2 separate regions of the Homo sapiens genome follow, and region 1 is linked to region 2. A link is an interaction called in ENCODE POLR2A ChIA-PET data of the cell type or tissue named here. Cell type or tissue: K562. All regions are shown on one strand. Each heading gives the region's core, and the rest is flanking DNA. Links, peaks and the distances in the headings are about the cores only.

Evidence for each region. Peaks named below come from ENCODE experiments on the same cell type or tissue, not always from the same donor. Only the 100,000 strongest peaks of a DNase experiment are listed, where the experiment ranks them.
Region 1: POLR2A ChIA-PET joins it to region 2 with 5 read pairs; 8 of 35 experiments call an interaction of 5 or more read pairs at or near these places.

The regions. Positions count from the first base shown.
Region 1 is chr3:129,669,039-129,678,431 of GRCh38, reverse strand. TMCC1 (transmembrane and coiled-coil domain family 1) reads left to right here. Exons shown (of 7, transcript NM_001017395.5): 5 at 7,168-8,102. Among named protein-coding and RNA genes, the nearest start is that of PLXND1, 67 kb to the right of the region's middle. In K562, for the core only: no CTCF peak of the experiment used is centred there; no DNase peak of the experiment used is centred there.
Region 2 is chr3:129,611,198-129,620,590 of GRCh38, reverse strand. LOC124909431 (a long non-coding RNA gene) reads left to right here and starts at 4,790. Exons shown (of 2, transcript XR_007096079.1): 1 at 4,790-4,891. RefSeq lists enhancers at 5,371-5,665, 6,977-7,898, 7,899-8,821. In K562, for the core only: no CTCF peak of the experiment used is centred there; a DNase peak (open chromatin) is centred at 5,540.

The DNA of each region.
Region 1 (9,393 bases), core at 3,639-7,638, 58 kb before region 2:
CCGAGATTATGCCACTGCACTCCAGCCTGGGCAACAGAGTGAGACGCCATCTCAAAAAAAAAAAAAAAAAAAGAATTAAACAATGTACATGCCAAGGGTTTAGAACAGTGCTTAGCACATAGCAAGTATACTATATGTATTAGCAACTATGATTATTAATGTTGTTATTAAGTGGATATGGATATAAGGTATATGAGAAAAAAAAAAGAATTGGCCAGGCGTGGTGGCTCATGCCTGTAATCCCAGCACTTTGGGAGTCCAAGGAGGGTGGATCACTTGAGGCCAGGAGTTCGAGACCAGCCTGGCCAACATGGCAAAACCCCGCCTCCACTAAAAATTAGCCAGGTGTGGTGGCATACACCTATAATCCCATGTAATTTGGGAGGCTGAGGCATGAGAATCGCTTGAACCCAGGAGGCAGAGGTTGCAGTGAGCCAAGATCATGCTACTGCACCCCAGCCTGGGCGACAGAGCGAGACTCTGTCTCAAAAACAAATAAAAAATGAACCGACTGTTGGACATGCAAGTAGAGATACTAAGTAGGTAGTTGGATATCTGAGTCTAGTATTAAGGGAAGTGTGAGCTAGTGGTGTACATTTAGAATTCATCAGCAAATAAATGATTTTTAAGAGTAAGAAGAGTAATTAGTCCTAACGTGGGATTAGGGGTATATCATTCGAACAGCTCTTCCTTGGACCCTCTACTCTTCACAAGCTTCCTAACAAGCCATGACAACCAGCTCAGGGAGAGCCAGATTATCATAGACCCTATTGAGCATTTTGGATCCCTTCATTACTTTAGAATTTCATCTTATCACAATTGCTTGAAATAAATAGAATTAAGCTAAGGCTGAGAAATATTCTGTTTTAATGACACTGTATCATTGAAGTATTTGTAGCAGGAATTAACTTGTAAAGGAGAACTTATTGAGCAGTTCTATAGTCACATTGGCTTGTCTGCACATGAATATTATATGTATTTTTTAATTCTCAGTAATAAAAGCACCTTTTTTGTTACCGTCTCCTTTTCCTGGTTAGCACATGCTCAGAAAATAGAAAATTTTTAACATTTTCCCACATTAACAGACTTCAGACTAATTGTATATAATATACTTCATTCTAAAGTCTTGTGAGAATGATTCTTGAATATTATAGCCTGAGTCACTATTCTTTTTTGGGGGACCCTGTCACCCAGGCTGGAATGCAGTGACACAATCTCAGCTCACTGAAGCCTTGACCTTCCAGGCTCAAGCAATCCCCCCACCTCAGCCTCCTGAGTAGCTGGGACTACAGACGTGTGCCACCATACCCGGCCAAATTTTTTTTTTTTTTTTAGAGACAGGGTTTCGGCATGTTGCCCAGGCTAGTCTTGAACTCCTGAGCGCAAGTGATCTGCCCATCTCGGCCTCCCAAAGTGCTGGGATTAGAGGCATGAGCCACCACACCTGGTCAATTTATTAATTTTTTCTAGTTACAAATAGGTATTTGGATTTTGATTAATGAACGTACAGGCCAGGTTAAGTGATGGAAGAAGGTAACTAATTAGTTTACCATGTTTGGCAGGCATCATCTGACTTAATACATCTTTAACATTTTTTCAAAAAATCTCATTAGAAAATGATAACCCTGTTGTATAGATGAGAAAACTAAGGTTGAAAGAGAACAAGTAGGTGACCCAAAACCACACAGCTAGTAAGGTGATAAAGCTAGGTTTGAACCTAGGTCTTCTTATTCTTGCCCTTTCCACCACATTGCCTTTACACGTGATTATTCTCAAAGCTGGGTGCTATTGTGTTCTGACACTTTCATCTACTTAGAGAAAGTAGACAGAGCTAAGTAACAAAGCTAAGTTAAATGCTGCGCTCTAAATGGCACCACTCTGCCCTGATTATGTTGAGGTGTTGCTGTTTAGATTTTCTCTTGGGTTGTTTTCTGTCAATTAATTCAGATCAGTTAATAGATAAATTTAAGTCTGACAAACTATCTCTTAATATTAAGAGATACAATGCAGACAAAGCAGCATAGTCTGTTACAGCAACAGATCAGAATTGTGGCTTCTGACCATATCCCTAGCTTTTTAGCGCATTGCCTTGCATATAATAAACAGTCAAAATATATTTAACTGACTGATTTTTACCTTTTTCTATACAAATTAATTACAAATTCTAATATCAGCTGTGAATGGGCAGTATTTGCTGCACTGATGCTCTGGACTCTGACAGGAGAGTACAAAAGCCCCTCAGGATATGGTCAGAAAAAGACACCCTGTTGAGTAGCTGGGACTGCTGCTGCTTTCCTCATCCTGCCTTGTAATAACTGGTGGTGGGAGGCAATCAAGTCATTTGTAAATTAGTGATAACAACATCTGTAATTTTTTTTTTTTTTTTTTTTTTTTTGAGACAGAGTCTCGCTCTGTCGCCCAGGCTGGAGTGCAGTGGCGCGATCTCGGCTCACTGCAAGCTGTGCCTCCCAGGTTCACGCCATTCTCCTGCCTCAGCCTCCTGAGTAGCTGGGACTACAGGCACCCGCCACCACGCCCAGCTAATTTTTTGTATTTTTAGTAGAGATGGGGTTTCACCGTGTTAGCCAGGATGGTCTCGATCTCCTGACCTCGTGATCCGCCTGCCTCGGCCTCTCAAAGTGCTGAGATTACAGGCGTGAGCCACTGCGCCTAGCCTGTAATGTTGTTTTTAAGATTGGAAGGTTAGCTAGCCAAGTGTATAGCCACGAGGCCAACTATATCTAGCATAGGTGACTATATTACTTTTATTGTAATGTTGAATTACATTATTCCTTTGGTTCACTCTTTACGTATCTCTTGTTCATGCCTGAAATGTGGAAAGATCTTGGACGGGAATATATTCTAGGAACTCTTAACATTTAAATTTTTTAAAAGAACCACTTTCATGGTACAAAAACAGTGCTAACAACTTACTCAGTGCCAGGTATTGTTCTAAGCCCTTTTATATTTGTTGACCCATTTCATCCTCATAATTGTCTTCTAAAGTGAGCATTAGTACAGTTGATGAAATGGATGCGGAGGTTAAGTAACTTGTCTAAATAACTTGCTAGTAGCAAAGCCAGATTTGAACCCAAGCCATTTATGCCAGAATCCATGCTTCACTACTGTACTATATGGAGCCAGACTCAATCTTGTTTGTTGGATTTGTGCCTTTCCTTGTATATTTAAGAAAAGCCTTCCTTATTTTGCAGTGCTGCCTTTGAAAGGTTTTTAAATTTTGCCTTTTACATTTGGGATTTAATTGTCTATCTGGAGTGAGTTAGAAACCTAATTTTATGGCCGGGCACAGTGGCTCACGCCTATAATCCCAGCACTTTGGGAGGCGGGCAGATCACTGGGGGTCAGGAATTCAAGACCAGCCTGGGCAACATGGTGAAACCCCGTCTCTACTAAAAATGCAAAAAAAATAGCTGGGTGTGGTGGCGTGCGCCTGTAATCCCAGCTACTCAGGAAGAGGCAGGAGAATCGCTTGAAGCCAGGAGGCAGAGGTTGCAGTGAGCTGACGTCGCGCCTTTGCACTTCAGCCTGGGCAACAAAAGCAAAACTCTGTCTCAAAAAAAAAAGAAGAGAAATCTAATTTTATGTTGTTGTATATGAACAGCCTAATATGCCAGCAAAGGCTGTTGAAAAAGGGAACCACTTTTCAGTTGGTGCCTTCAAAACTCATAGCTAAGTGCTAAGTATTAATGCCTAGAGCATGGAATTCCCCTTTAAGGACTTTGTTCCTAACTCAGAGTATATCACGACTGTTTTCCTCCCCTGTCCTGTGATTCTGTAGTCCAATGTAACTTTCTCTTTCTTTCCTCCTTTACTCTCCCTCTGCACCCCACTCTTCTTCTTCCTCTCCTCTGGTTTTTTCCTCTCTCCTTCCCTTTCTTTCACTCCATCATTCTCCTCTCTTCCCCTCCCCTTATTTCCCATTTTCTCCCTCCTTTAAAAAAATTGTTTCTGCTAGAATTGGGAGGAGTTCCAGTAGTCCAGTGATTCATGGTTTCAGGTGTTAAACTACCTTACTGCTGAAGCTATGGGTTAGTTTTTTTAGAGGCTGAAGACGTTGGGTTCTATCAGCTATACTCTTGCAGGCATGTTGATGATTCTGAGTAGGAGCCAGGACACACTATGGCTCCAAACAGCCCAAGTAGGACGGAAGTCAGATTAAAGACAGCCTAGTTTATTTCTTCAGTTACTACATAAGGAAATAAAATCACATCTAAAATGTGATCACTTGTAAATATGGGGATACATTCTGAGGAATGCATTTAGGGAGTTTTGTCAAAGTGCAAACATCGCTGAGTGTGCTTACACAAACCTAGATGGTATAACGCCTGGGCTATGTGGTATAGCCTATTGTTTCTAGGCTACAAACCTGTACAGCAGGTTACTGTACTGAATACTGTAGGCAGTGTACCACAGTAGTGTTTGCATATCTAAACATAGCTAAACAGAAAAGGTACAGTAAAAATCTGGTATTATAGTCTTATGGAACCACTGTTGTATATGCAGTCCATCATTGACCGAAATGTCATTATGCAGCATATGACTGTATGTTGAAAGTTTAGTGTAGAGATTTTTTTTTTTTTTCATTTTAGAGATATAATCAAATACAATCATGGCTCACTGCAACCTCTGCTTCCCAGGTTCAAGCTATCCTCCCACCTCAGCCTCCTGAGCAGCTGGGACTCCAGGCATGTGCCACCATGCCCAGCTAATTTTTAATTTTTCTGTAGAGATGGGGTTTCCCCATGTTGCCCAGGCTGTTCCCAAACTCCTGGGCTCAAGCGATCCTCCCGCCTTGGCCTCCCAAAGTGCTGAGATTACAGGTGTGAGCCACTGTGCCTGGCCATAGCTACACTTCTTTAGTCTACAGATTGCATGTAAATATTCATATTAATATCAGAGAACCTAAGAGAGAGATAACTAGAGCATGCAGAAGCTTAGAGTCTTGGATCTAGTGACATTCTTATATTTGCTTTCCTTTATATTGTGGTATATTTTGAGCTTAATTATTAAACATAAATACTCATCAAGGTCAAGGATCTGAAATCTCATTCAGAAAGAAAATGCAACAATTGGAACCCTGTGCAACCTAGAAGACATTGGGCACTGAATAAAGTGGATTTCCAGGAGCTCTTGTTGCAACTCTTGGCACCTTGCTTATCTGGAACTCTGGCTGCTCCTCCCTTGTGCTGCGTCTGTCCATTCCACTGCTTGTTAGCATGCACCAAAAGATGAATTGGGCAGAAGGAGGAAGTGACACAAAACAGTTATTGTGCTAGTAACTATTCCAGATATTCTCTTTTATTCACTAGTGGTGCATAACGTTATTTTGTCATTAATTTCAGTATTAAATTCTCTTTTGATTTTATTTAAATGCACAGTATTTCTCATTTGTTCATCTAGAAAGAAGGTAGTGTTTTTATTCACATCAATGGTAATATATTGAATTCAATAATGAACTAAATGTGTTTTATGGCTCAGAGATCAGCATAGCTCCTGCTCAGATGGCAAACTGAGGTAATACATCCCAGATGAAAAAAAGAAGATGTTATCCCTAGGTTAATTATTGGCGTTTCATAAATATTTCAAACTTGGTGCATTATTGTCATGAAAATATGAGGAAGAAGGTGATCTTGTATATAGTTCTTTCTAGCAAATTGTTACCTGGTACAGATTAAGATGGGAACCAAGAAAAGGATTGTAATTTGGCACTTATACTGGGGATTTTTATTACCCTAAGAAGGTTATTTTATTACTCATTACTCATTACTCTGTTACTGCTTAACAGAGAGCAGGTTTGTTTTTTTATTTTTAGAGACAGGGTCTCGCTCTGTCACTCAGACTGGAGTGCAGTGGTGCAGTCATAGCTCACTGCAGCCTGGAACTACTGGGCTCAAGTGATCCTCCCACCTCAGCTTCCCTACTAGCTGGAACTATGGGTGTGTGCCACCATAACTGTGTAATTTAAAAAAAAAATGTGTAGAGAGGGGGTCTCACTATGTTGCCCAGGGTGGTCTTAAACTCTTGGCCTCAAGTGATCCTTCTCCTTTGACCTCCCAAAGCACTGGGAATATAGACGTGAGCCACTGTGCCTGGCCAAGAACAGTTTCTAGAGCCTTCTTCTTTGGGACCTATTCAAATTCACCACCACAAGCCACACCCAGGGATGACCTACTGAAGGATTTTTTTGTCCTGAATTTGGGAAACTTGACCTCCCCAAATTTAGCTAACTATGTTGAAGAGTGAACATTTATGCTTTTAAATCTGAGTATCTTGTCTTTTTCTTCAACTCCTTTGAATGGTTCTCACCCACATGAAAGGATTAAGTATACGTGCTTTGGAGTCCCTTGCCTAACAAAAACCTTTTACTGGATAAAGGTCACAAAATATGGGCTCCGAAAGACCTGATCCTTGTCCCTGACTTGTTAACTTAGCTCTTACTGTTCCTGTCCCTGAGTTTTCAAGTTTTCTTGCTCAAGGTTATCACCTTTGATTTGGTAACATTCATCTTTGCCACTTTCAGCAGTTACTTTCCCATCTTGCCTCCAACCATCTCCAGCTGCCACTTAAATATCCTTAGAATATATAGAATGATCCATCACCCTTGACATGATTTGGATAAAAATCATTATGATAAAAATTGCATTTTTATATCTAGCCAGTAACATACCTATTCTTGCCGACACATTTAGGTGACCATAATCTATAAGTGTGGATCAGAATTACAGTGATGTCTGAACACCAAAAGGGTTTTCATATAATTATATTGAAATGCAGATGCAACTTGTTTTACATAGATGTTCTTCTGAATAAAAATTATGTGTAAAGAAAGTGAATTAATTCATACTTTAAACCCACTAAGGGAGTGTTATTGTGTGAAGAAACACTGAAAAATCCTCTAGCAAAGGAAGAATCCCCCAGCTTATATCTTGTGCAGATCTTTTTTCATATATCTGTTTTGCTTAAAGTATACTTGTATGAGGGCAGTATGTAAGAGGGAGACAGGGCTGGCATAGGACAAGGGGGAATTATAGGTCAGTTATCTACTGAGATTTGAGAGTAGACACATTTCCAATACATTTTGGCCCATTGATTTTGAAGACGTAGTCCTCTTGGGCTTCTAACATGTACCTCTTGTTTTTACACTAGATCGAACGGTTGGAAGTAAGCAGCCTTGCCCAAACATCCAGTGCAGTGGCCTCCAGTACCGATGGCAGCATCCACACAGACTCTGTGGATGGAACACCAGACCCTCAGCGCACAAAGGCTGCCATTGCTCACCTGCAGCAGAAGATCCTGAAGCTCACAGAACAAATCAAGATTGCACAAACAGCCCGGGACGACAACGTTGCTGAATACTTGAAGCTTGCCAACAGTGCAGACAAACAGCAGGCTGCCCGCATCAAGCAAGTCTTTGAGAAGAAGAACCAGAAATCTGCCCAAACTATCCTCCAGCTGCAAAAGAAACTTGAGCACTACCACAGGAAGCTCAGAGAGGTAGAGCAGAATGGGATCCCCCGGCAGCCAAAGGATGTCTTCAGGGACATGCACCAGGGTCTGAAGGATGTAGGAGCAAAGGTGACTGGCTTCAGTGAAGGTGTGGTGGATAGTGTCAAAGGTGGGTTTTCCAGCTTCTCCCAGGCCACCCATTCAGCAGCAGGCGCTGTAGTCTCAAAGCCCAGAGAGATTGCCTCACTCATTCGGAACAAATTTGGCAGTGCAGACAACATCCCCAACCTGAAGGACTCTTTAGAGGAAGGGCAAGTGGATGATGCGGGGAAGGCTTTGGGAGTGATTTCAAACTTTCAGTCTAGCCCAAAATATGGTAGTGAAGAAGATTGTTCTAGTGCCACTTCAGGCTCAGTGGGAGCCAACAGCACCACAGGGGGCATCGCTGTAGGAGCATCCAGCTCCAAAACAAACACCCTGGACATGCAGAGCTCAGGATTTGATGCACTACTACATGAGATCCAGGAGATCCGGGAAACCCAGGCCAGACTAGAGGAATCCTTTGAGACTCTCAAGGAACATTATCAGAGGGACTATTCCTTAATAATGCAGACCTTACAGGAGGAGCGATATAGGTAAGTCACATGGAATTAATATCTGAAATTATTTGTGTAGGGTTCCCCTCCCTTTAGATATGGGGAAATGGCTTTTAAAAGTCTTTATCTTTCTCTAGAGTGTCCAGAGCACTTTCGGTATGTCATAAGACATCCACATGAGTTCCTGATGAAGCATTGCTGTAACTCTCCAGTCTTTCGTGCCAGTTTAGAACTTTAAAATGAAGTCCAAGCTTTCTAAAGTATTTCACCTATTTATTTATAATTATAAAACTACACAGTCATTGCAGCCTGTAACTGTACTACATTGAATTCAAAAGATCTGTAATTCTTAGAACTGTGTAGATATCAAAGATATCACCCAAGCAAAATGTAGTGACTTCTATAGGTATTTGGCCTTAAACACACATATCTGGGCAACTTGGTATAGAAAGATTAGACTGCAAACAAATCCAAATAAGAATGTTACCTTTATTATGAATTGACAAGTGTTTGAATGAGAGTGGACTTAAACATGAAATGGTTCTACAAGAGTTAGAAAATTCTCAAAGGGTTAAGTGCTTTGAATCATAGTCTCTGTTAAGGGTAGAAGCTGGTCTCGTTTTTGTGTTTAATATTACACTACATATTCATATTAGACCACTCTTGGCTATACTCTGAATATGTGTCCTTTCTCCTTGTTACCTTCACACGCAGAGAGAAATAATATTCTCGTCTGGAGAAATCCCATCTCTACTAAAAATACAAAATTAGCCGGGTGTGGTGGTGCATGCCTGTAATCCCAGCTACTCAGGAGGCTGAGGCAGGAGAGTCGCTTGAACCCAGGAGGTGGAGGTTGCGGTGAGCCGAGATCTCACCATTGTGTTCCAGCCTCGGCAACAAGAGCGAAACTCCGTCTCAAAAAAAAAAAAAAATTTTTTTCTAAGGATACATCCAAACTTTGTTAGCCAGAGACAGGCCACCTAATGCTGCAAATTGAGGACTAGTCTTATGGGAGCTACAGGTCAAGTTAGGCCTTGAAGGACCTGGGTTCTGGCCCTGTCCCGATTATTAACTAGAGAAAATCCTCAGTACTTCTACTGTAACATCAGGAGTTGAACAGATAATCTTTTAATATCCTTTTCACCTTTTAAAAATGTGTTTTTAAAAGTTTGCTTTTATAAGGTAATCTTAGGGTCTGAAACAAATTGTTCACATGTATAAATTATCTCTAAGAAGAGTTACAGCAGCAAGTTCGTTTCAGATGGTGAAAACTCTAATCAGTAATTCAGCCTGCCTCTTTTCTTACTCTTCTGTTCTTCAATTCTAACTT
Region 2 (9,393 bases), core at 3,340-7,339:
GCCTCCTGAGTAGCTGGGACCACAGGCATGTGCCACCTCGTTCTGCCTCCATGTTTTTTTTAACAGAAATAATACATATTCTTTGAGGAAAACTTAGAAAATTCAGACACAAAAAAAGAAAAACTTCAAAACTGGCTGGGTGCAGTGGCTCACGCCTATAATCCCAGCACCTTGAGAGGCCAAGGATGGGGATCACTTGAGGCCAGGAGTTTAAAACCAGCCTGGGCAACATCACGAGACCCCCGTCTCTACATAAAATTTTTAAAAATTTAAAAACAAACTCTACCACCCCCCAGCCGCCCTACCCTAGACTAGAGGTCATAACCCAACAATGCTCCTGTGGGTCTGTCCTGTGTGGTCCTGCCTCTCCTTGGCCCCATGTCCTGGGTCTGCCCACCCTCGGTGGCCAGGCCTCAGGGTGCCCATCTAGTTGCACAGCCCATCCAAGCCCAGATCCTTTTGAGGCAGAGGTTTCCCAGCTCTGGCACCAAAAGGGAAGTGAGAATGGAGAGGCAGCAGTGGTGGTGACATGGGTCCAGCTGAGGATGTGAAGGTGCCCCTGAGCTGGGCTGCCCGTGGCTGGCCTGCACCGCCTCTTTTCTGGGATGGAGGCTCCCTGGGTGCTGCTCCCCTGCTGCCCGGCCAATTCTATCCTTGGGGTCCCTGGAGCCCCGGGTTGTGATGCAGGGAAGAAGAGGGACCCTGGTCCCCAGAGACTCCCCTGAGCCCCCTGCCCAGGCAGCCCCTGGCTTTGACTCAGTCTGCCCAGCCAAGCCTCTCGAGTGAGGATGGGGAAATTGAGGCCTGGCGGGGAAGGGGAACCTGGCTGGCCCTGTTTTCAGATAGAGACTGAGCCAGGACTAGAACCTTGGCCTGGCAGGTCTGTGCCCCCTTCCCTGAGCCTGCTCCAGACTTGGTGGTGGCTGCCTCTGGAGCAGTTTTGGAGTCCCCTGGGCCTCCTGTACCCCCTGAGGCTTAGAAGCCAGAGAGATCTCCATGACCACACAGAGCTGGGTTCAAGGCCTCTCTTTGGCCTTCTGGAAAACGGGGCCAGGGAGAGCCTCTGCTCATGTGCTCATGTGGACAGTGAATGAGATCACAGCAGGCCCGGCCTGTGCAGTGGCCCAGGACGGGTGTCCACTGGGTTGGAGGGTTTGGGCTGGAGGCTGTTCCTGGTGGGCCCCAGGTGTGGCAGGACAATGGGCCTGGTGGCTGCATCTGTGCTGACGAAACCGGCTTCCGCAGGGGCCCCACAGGGCTGCCTGTTTTGCTGGGGAGAGGGTCTTCCCTCCTATCCTCTTCCTCTAGGCCTCCTTCCTGCCACCCTGGGTGGTGGTCCAGCCTTCTGTGCAGGTCTCAGCCGTCTCGCCCATAGTGCCGGCGGCCGCCTGCCCCTGTTCTGACTCACTTCCTACTTCTGGGAGCTGGAAATAGCCTCCCCTGGATGGTGGGACAGGCCGGGGGCTCTACCCCCACCCTGTGCTCACAGGTGGAGGAGCATCCGCCTGCAGTGTCTGGCCCTCAGGTCCCAGCGGTGGACGGGACAGAGGAGGACCCTGCCCTGTGCCATCTGCAGACGTTAATCAAACGACACAGCTGCCGTGCAGAGCACATGAGGACGGCTGAGCCACCGGGGCAGGCGGGGTGCAGCCCTCAGCCGGAGGACCCTTGAGCTGAGCCGGATGCATGGGGTGTTTATGGGCTGGGGGGAAGTACAGGTGGTCGCAGGCGAGGGGGACGGTAATGACGAAGGCCTGGTGGGAGGCAGTAGGAGCGCAGGTATGACTGGAGTGGGTGGGGCCGCCATGGAGATGGGAACCTGGGCTAAGGGACCTGGCTTTACCCTGAGAGCGTTTGCAGGACTTGAAGTTGGAGAAAAACAACACAACCAGATTTGCAGCTTGAAAATGTCCCACAGGAAAAGTGATTTGAGGAGAGGAAGGGAGGAGGGCAGCAGAGAGAGGAAGTGGGAGGGGAGGTCCAGGCGGGAGGTGACGGCTCAGACGGGTACAGTAGTCTTGGGGCTAAAAGGGACAAACTGACTAGGGGACTCGGGGACTTCTGGGCCTTTAGTACTCAGAGTCTAAGCAGGGGTGATTGGGAAGCAACCTCTGGACAGGTGGGAGGAAGGGACGGGGCATCCAGGTGCCTCCCGGGTTCTGCCTTGGGCAGCTGGGTGGGGTGGTGGACTGGGGACATGCAGGGTGGGACTGTGGGGGATCTCAGCCTCGGTTTAGGACACTTACTTGCATTTGAGCCTCTAGCCCTGCCACTGCCACAGCCCCCCATTCACATTTTGGGGGACACACATTGGGGTGGGCGGCAGGCCGCGGGTGACAGAACACCATCTACAACTTACAAGGGATCGAGGAAGACACTGACGTGGGCTCAGAAGGCCCCAGGAGCTGCCACCCCCAAGGCCGCAGGACTTGTTGGTGAAAGGATGCCCTCCTCTGCCTGACCACCCTCATGGTTGTCTCACCTGCCTTCCCTGGGGTCTCCTGCCTCTGCCTCCCCCTCCCACAGCATCTCCCGCCATGTGCTGAGACAACAGCTCCCAGCCCAGCACCCTCCTCGGCCCCCATCTCACTGAGGGTGCCTGTCAGGGTCCTCACAGTGGCCTCAGGAAGCATTAGCTGCATTGACTCCAAAAGTATGTTTCCACCTCAGACCTCGTAGTCTTGATTCAGCCATGCCCTGGGGGCTGTGCCAGGGATGACTGGGCTCCTGTGAGCCGCCAAGGTGCAGCCTCACCCCAGACTTGCAGATGGGAAAAAGGCTCTGTCCAAGGTCCCACCGTGCAGAGGGGCAAAGCTGGATTTGAACCCAGATCCTTCTGGCTCCACAGCCTCCTATGTTGCATGGGGACCCCAAAGTGCCTCCTCCTGCCCGCCAGGGGCTGTGAGCTGGGGGAATGGAGGTGAGACTGGCATGACTGTCCTGTACATCTCATCCCAGCTAAGTCACGTCCTCCCTGGAAAACCTGTATTTTAGAGACACAAACCCTTCTCGGGCCAGGGTGTGGGTAGCCACCTTCCCTGACAGGTGGGTGAGTGGCAGGTGGGGATACCGCAGGAGGCCAGGGGAGAAGGTCAAAGCTGCCTCCCCGTTGGCTGCCCTGGAGGCTACACAGGAGTGGGCACCAGCCCAGAAGATGTTGGGAGGACGTTCATTCATCTCCTCTCTCATTTGTTCCTTCATGTGTTCATTCACTCTCGTGAGCCTGCTTAGAGTTTAACCTTCTGCCTAGTGATGGGGGGACATAGGTATGTTCCCAAAAGACTTAGCTCTTCAGATGCCTCCTGGTTGGCAGAGGAGCCAGAGCAACAGAGACAGCATCACCTGGTGTGGGTGCTTGGATGGTGGGAGTCCAGGGTACTGTGGGGGTAGAGGAGGAGGAAGCCTAACCCAGCCTGTGAGAGCTGAGAAGGCTGCCTGGAAGAGGAGCAGCCAGATCCAAATCTTGGAGACACCAGGAGACTTATCCAGGGGGAGAAGGCAGGAGGGAAGTTCAGGGGCCTGGTAGGACTGAATCCCACACTGACAAGGGGACTCGGGGACTTCTGGGCCTTCAGGACTCAGAGTCTAAGTAGGAGTGGGGAAGTCACAGGGGAAGCCACAGGGGAAAGAGGGTGGCTCATCCCGAGATACCCAGCTGTCGTTCTCGTAAGGCTGCTCTTGAGTAAGGAGGGATGATGTCACCCAAAACTCCCTAAAGAACTGGTCCCAAGTTCCTCCGCAGAGAGGACTCTGGCCAGGGAAATCCAGAGTGAGTGTTACTCACAGGCTGGGCTGCCCTAGCTTAAGGGCTGATCCCCCCAAGGCCAGAAGCTGGACCACTCAAGGTTGGAGGCTAGACCACCTCAGATCAGAGACTGGATCATCCAGGGCCACCCAAGGTCAGGCCGAGGCCTCCAAAGCAGAGATCTGGCTCTTGGAGATTGACTATAAAATCGCATGTTTCATGAAGAAGCCCTCATTCAGCCACAGGGCATCAGGACCTGTCAGAGGCCCTGACAGAAAAGGTCCCGATAGCCTCCAAGGCCCAAATCCCCAGCGTGAACCACAGACCCTGGGCCCCGGCAGGCCTTGGCTCCCAGCCACAGCCCTCGTGCAAGTCCACTCCATCAGCCTGTTGCCCATGCAGACCTTGGCTTGTACAGCCACCTCCACCACATACCAGGAATTCCCATGTGTGTGCATGTGACCCCAATATGCACCCCATGCACACGAACACACATTATACCCCTCCTCACATGCACGGCACCCCATCTTTGCACAGACCACCCCCTCATGCCCACATGCACACACACAATGGGGTATCCCTGAGACAGGGGCTTTCACAGGCTGGTACAGGCTGTGCAAGAAGCTCACTACAGGGCGGGACCCCTAATGCCTCTCTCTTGGTGGCTGGGAGCTGGGCCAGTGTGCTGCGGCCCATGTGCTGTGGCCCCTGCCCTTCCTGGACAGCTCTGGGAAGGTTCTTCCCCCTTCAGAGCCATCAGCCTGGGGTGGCAGCTTCCACTTCTGTGAGCGTGCACAGATAAACAATCCCTGTGGTGGCTGCCAAGGGGAACCCGCACCCAGTGGAGCCCCTGTGCCCAGAGGCTGGGCTGGTGGTTGGGACCCTCTCAAAGTTAACACCCCCAAGAACGAGCCCTGGATCCTCCACCAGCCTGCTGCTGGCCTCTCACCCTCCTCTGCTCGCCTCTCACCCTCCTCTGCTCTGCCCACACGGGCCTCTGTCCTCCAGGGCTCCGCCCTTGCTGTGCCCTGCCTGGAAGGCTCTCTTCACCCTCCTGACTCTGCTGCATCCTGCAGATCTCAGCCCCAGGGGCCCGAGGAAGATGGGCTGGAGTCCCCTTGGGAGAAACTTTTCCAGAACCACCTGGTATGGCTCCTTTGTAAGATGGGTGGCTCTTTGTGGTTGTGTAATTATTTGAGTTATTTGGTTAAAGATTATTTGCCCCCTGGGGTAGGGCTGAAGACAAGGACCATGCTTGTGGGCTCACTATGATATCCCAGTGCCTGGCACATAGTAGGTGCTTAGTTAAGGGTTCTTTCTGAAGGAAGGAGAAAGGAAGGAAGAAGGGAGGGAGGGAGGGAGGGAGGGAGAAGAATGACCCTCAGTGTTCTATTCCGCCCAGGGTTTTGCTTGTGTGTCATGAGATGAGGGACAGGACCCTCAGAACTCCACCAGGAATCAGGTGTGAACGGTCACCTTGAGGGCCAGTGGGTGTCCCAGATGAGGCAGGAGGTGCAGGAGGGCTGATGTGGCCTGCTCTTATGAGGGGCAGTCAGTAGGGCCAATGGACAGTGGGGACAGGGAGGTCGCTTTGGCAGCATCTGCCTGGCACTGCCCAGGGAGGGGGTCTCCAGCAGCCAACATGACCATCCTGCCTGCTGGGGGGGCATGTCCTGGGGTGGTGCTGGCAGCCATCTGCCCAGCCCAACATTTATTAGTAGTGATCGTGTGTTCCACCCTGGAAGCGCTCCCAGTGCACTGGGGAAGTCACGTGCCCTCGCACTGGGTGATATGAGGTTTGATAGGAGGAGCTCTAAGTGGGTGGAGGAACTCCTAATACTGCTTTGAGGCTCAAGGAAGTCTTCTCAGAAGGTCTTTAGACTAGGTCTTGAGGGAGGCCTAGGAGTTCACTAGGAAAGACTTTCCAGAGAAGGTGAAATTGGGTTGGGTCTTGAGGGATACAAAAAGTTCACTCAGAAAACAAGAGAGGAAACACCTTTTCTGGACACTGGGTTCTCTCTAGGGGCTCATGTAGGCCATCAGACCAGTAAGACCACAGTATTCCGGGACCCTGCTCACCCATGCCAGCCTCTCCTGTACGCCCTGTGTGTGACCGTATGGGTGAGGGCCCCTCCACTGCCCCATCCTAGAGCGGTTGGGATTGTGCCAGTGTGGAGTGTGCTCGGCACACAGCAAGTGCTTGGTCGGAGTGGGCTCTCAGAATCGTGCAGCTGGTCCGAGGTGGGGCCATGTCTAGGGTCTGCAGCTTGCATACTCGTGACAGGCACTCACCCTGCTGCAGGCAGCCCTTCCTTCTCCAGACCCAGCAGCAGTTTCAAAAGATGAGTGGGGCCTTGTCAGTCCCCACTGAGTTGGCTGGAACCAAGTGGTGAGGTTGGGGCCACTGGAAGGGAAAGGCCTGGTCGGGAAGCAGGCTCACCTGGATTTTAGCTCACACCTGCCCGGCCTCCCTGAGGCTTCCAAGGATGGCTTCATTCCCAGCCAGGTCTCTCAGGAAGCATGGAAGGTGAGAAAACAGTTCTCAGAAGTTTACTGGGGCATAAAGGGAGCCAGGAAGCCTTACAGGGTGGAAACGGGTCTGAAGTGGGGTGTATGTGCCAGCCCAAGACTTAAGAGAACCCCTTGGGGCCCATTGGCACTGGGGCCTGGGGCCATGGAGACTCAAGTTCATTAAGAACAGGACTCAGGCCGGGTGCGGTGGCTCACACCTGTAATCCCAGCACTTTGGGAGGCCGAGGCAGGCAGATCACGAGGTCAGGAGTTCGAAACCAGCCTGACCAACATGGCAAAACCCTGTCTCTACTAAAAATACAAAAATTAGTCGGGCGTGGTGGTGTGTGCCTGTAATCCCAGCTACTCGGGAGGCTGAGGCAGGAGAATCGCTTGCACCCAGGAGGCAGAGGTTGCAGAGCTGAGATCGCACCACTTAACTCCAGCCTGGGCGACAGAGTAAGACCCCGTCTCAAAAAAAAAAAAAAAAAAAAAGAACAAGGAATCTGGAATCCAGGTTCTACCACGTACTAGCTGGTGACCTCAGGCAAGTCACCTCACCTCCTGCCTCAGTTTCCCTACCTGTAAATAGGTATGTTCACGGTAGGGTTATTGTGAGGTTTAAATACATTAATATATGCAAGGTGTTTAGAACTGGGCCTAGCCCATAGAAGGGCACTAGAAGTGTCCGTTGTTTTGGTACCTGCTATGAAGCATAAGCTCATGCACTTGCTCTGCAGGGGTGGGGGTCGGGGGGCACTGAGGAGGCTGAGGTACCTGGGGGAGCACCCACTAAGTGACAGACTCCAGGGAGCCACTGAGGAAAGACCCAGCCCCTGCTGTCAGCAAAGACCAAACTTGATCAGCCAACTCTATTGGAAGCCAGAGGCCTCATCTCATTTTGCAGAAGAGGAAATTGAGGTCCAGAGGAGGGTGCAGGTCTGGAGGGGGCAGGAAGGGTCTTGATGTGAAGCCCTGACGGGGGCGGGGGCAGAAGAGCTGGCCTGTGTGCATCTGATAAAACACGAGCCAGGCCTGCTCCGTCCATCCCGAGGGCAGGGCAGGGAAGCACTGGGAAGTCAGAGCTGGGGGATAGTGGGAGCAGCAACGCCTCCCCCTCCAATGATTGGAAGCAAATGTCACTGACTATTTGCCATGAGTCAGGGGCTGGCTAAATGTCCTACAGGGATGACCTCATTTCATCCCCACAGTCTGCAGAGGCAGTGGCTGTCATACCCATTACACAGGTGTGGGAATGGAGGCCTGGAGTGGGGAAGAGACTCACCTGTCACACAGGCAGCACGAGGCTGGGATCTGAACCCAGATCCAGGGCCACAGGATGATGACTCCACAGCCTCGACTGGGGTGCCACCTGCCCCTCACTGGGCTCCACCCCTGGAGAACAGGGAACAGCCAGACCTCAGTGAAAATCCCAGCTCCAACTTGGGCGGCTCGGTGGCCCCAGGCAAGTTGCTTCCTGTGGGGCCTCAGTCCCCTCCTCTGTAGGTGGGCCTCACAGTCCCTCCCTTGTGAAGACGGCCTTCATCCTGGATTCTCAGTGACGTTGTACACGGCCATAAGCCCGCCCCATGTGCTCCTGCTGGCCTGGCTGTCTGATCTGCCCCTGTGTATTCCCTCAGCCCTCCTGCCACGGGGTGTGGTCACTGTTGTGTCCCTAAGGCAAACAGTAGGTTCTCACTCAACATCCACTGGATTAGTCATGGTCAGACAGACACCGGTTCAAATCCAGGACCAGGGCCTCATCTCCTGAGCCTCAATTTATGCACCTATCAAATGGGGTCAGCAGCACAGCTGTTTGATGGCTTTTATAAGGACTGGCTGGCAAATGTTTAACACACAGAAGGTGCTCAACCCACACAACGCCCAGTCCTCATCAGCCCTCGGCTTTCCCTGCTCCTTGTAGCTCCTGTCATTGGGGATGTGGTCATTAAGCACCTACTGTCTGTGCAGGGAGCGCCTGCCTCCCAGCCCACTCAGGCGGTTGTCGCCTGGAGATGGCAGCCAGGGAATGTGGGTGGGGGCCCCCGCGGCGGCCCTGCCCCTCTGAGGCTTCTGCTGGACAGAGGCCTCAGTGTGGAGCTGCCCGGGTCCTTTCACGGGCCCAGACCCATGACTGGACGTCTGAGAATGCCGCCCATTATCCAACTCACAGAGCACAAAGGGGCCATGCGGGGGCTCGGCAGGCCAGGCGCCCCCAGTGAGCACACGGGGCTCCGGGTCCCCACCCCGGCCCATGAGTCCCCTGAGCACAGAGGGCAAGGACCTGCCCAGAGTCGGGAGAGGGCGTCGTTCACATGCAGGAATGAGAACCATTTCCTCCAGCCCCACGGGGACACAGAGATGAGAGGAACCACCCTGGGGGCTGGGTTTGAGGGCCAGGGCAGGCCATCGCTCCTGGGCCCGGAAACCAGACCTGGAAGGTCGCCTCCTCCTCCAGAAGAGGCAGAGAGGGAACACTTCAGGGGCCAGGAGGGGCCCCTAGAATGTGAAGGGTGGCAAAGCCTCGAGGTTTCCCCAGTGGCATCCACAGTGGAGAAGCCACAGCACTGCTGTCTGGAAACACGGTCAAGAGGGGTACTGTCTCCTGTCGGTGCCACCACTGGAGGGTCAGCCCGCCCCTCCCGAGCCACACTAGTGGGGCACGATGGCAAAGACAGGAGATGCAGTGTGGAGGGGCAGCGGGGCAGGGCTCACTTTGCCACCTGTTTGCTGTGTGACCTCGGGTGGGCCTCTAGGCCTCTCTGAGCCTTAAGTGTCTGTGCTCAGGAGGAGAGGGGAAGGAATGATCACGCAGGCCCTCGAGACCCTTGGGTGGGTGATTAAAGGAGGTGATCTCCCTGATAATCATCATCTGGGTGGAGGGAGCCCTCCTGAGGGGTTCAGAGGATAGGCTGGAGAAGCCCACATGGGAGCTGAGGCTCTAGGGCAGGAAGTCAGCAGACTTCACACTTCATGATGACACACACATGCCCCATCCTCACAGCGGCCCACGGAGGCAGATCATGCTCCTCTTTCCAGATACGGAAACTGAGGACCAAGAAGCAGTGGCGCCGCCGTGGTCATGCAGATGGTTAGGGTCAGGCCTCTCAGCCCCAAGCAAGGGGCGCAGGGATGCA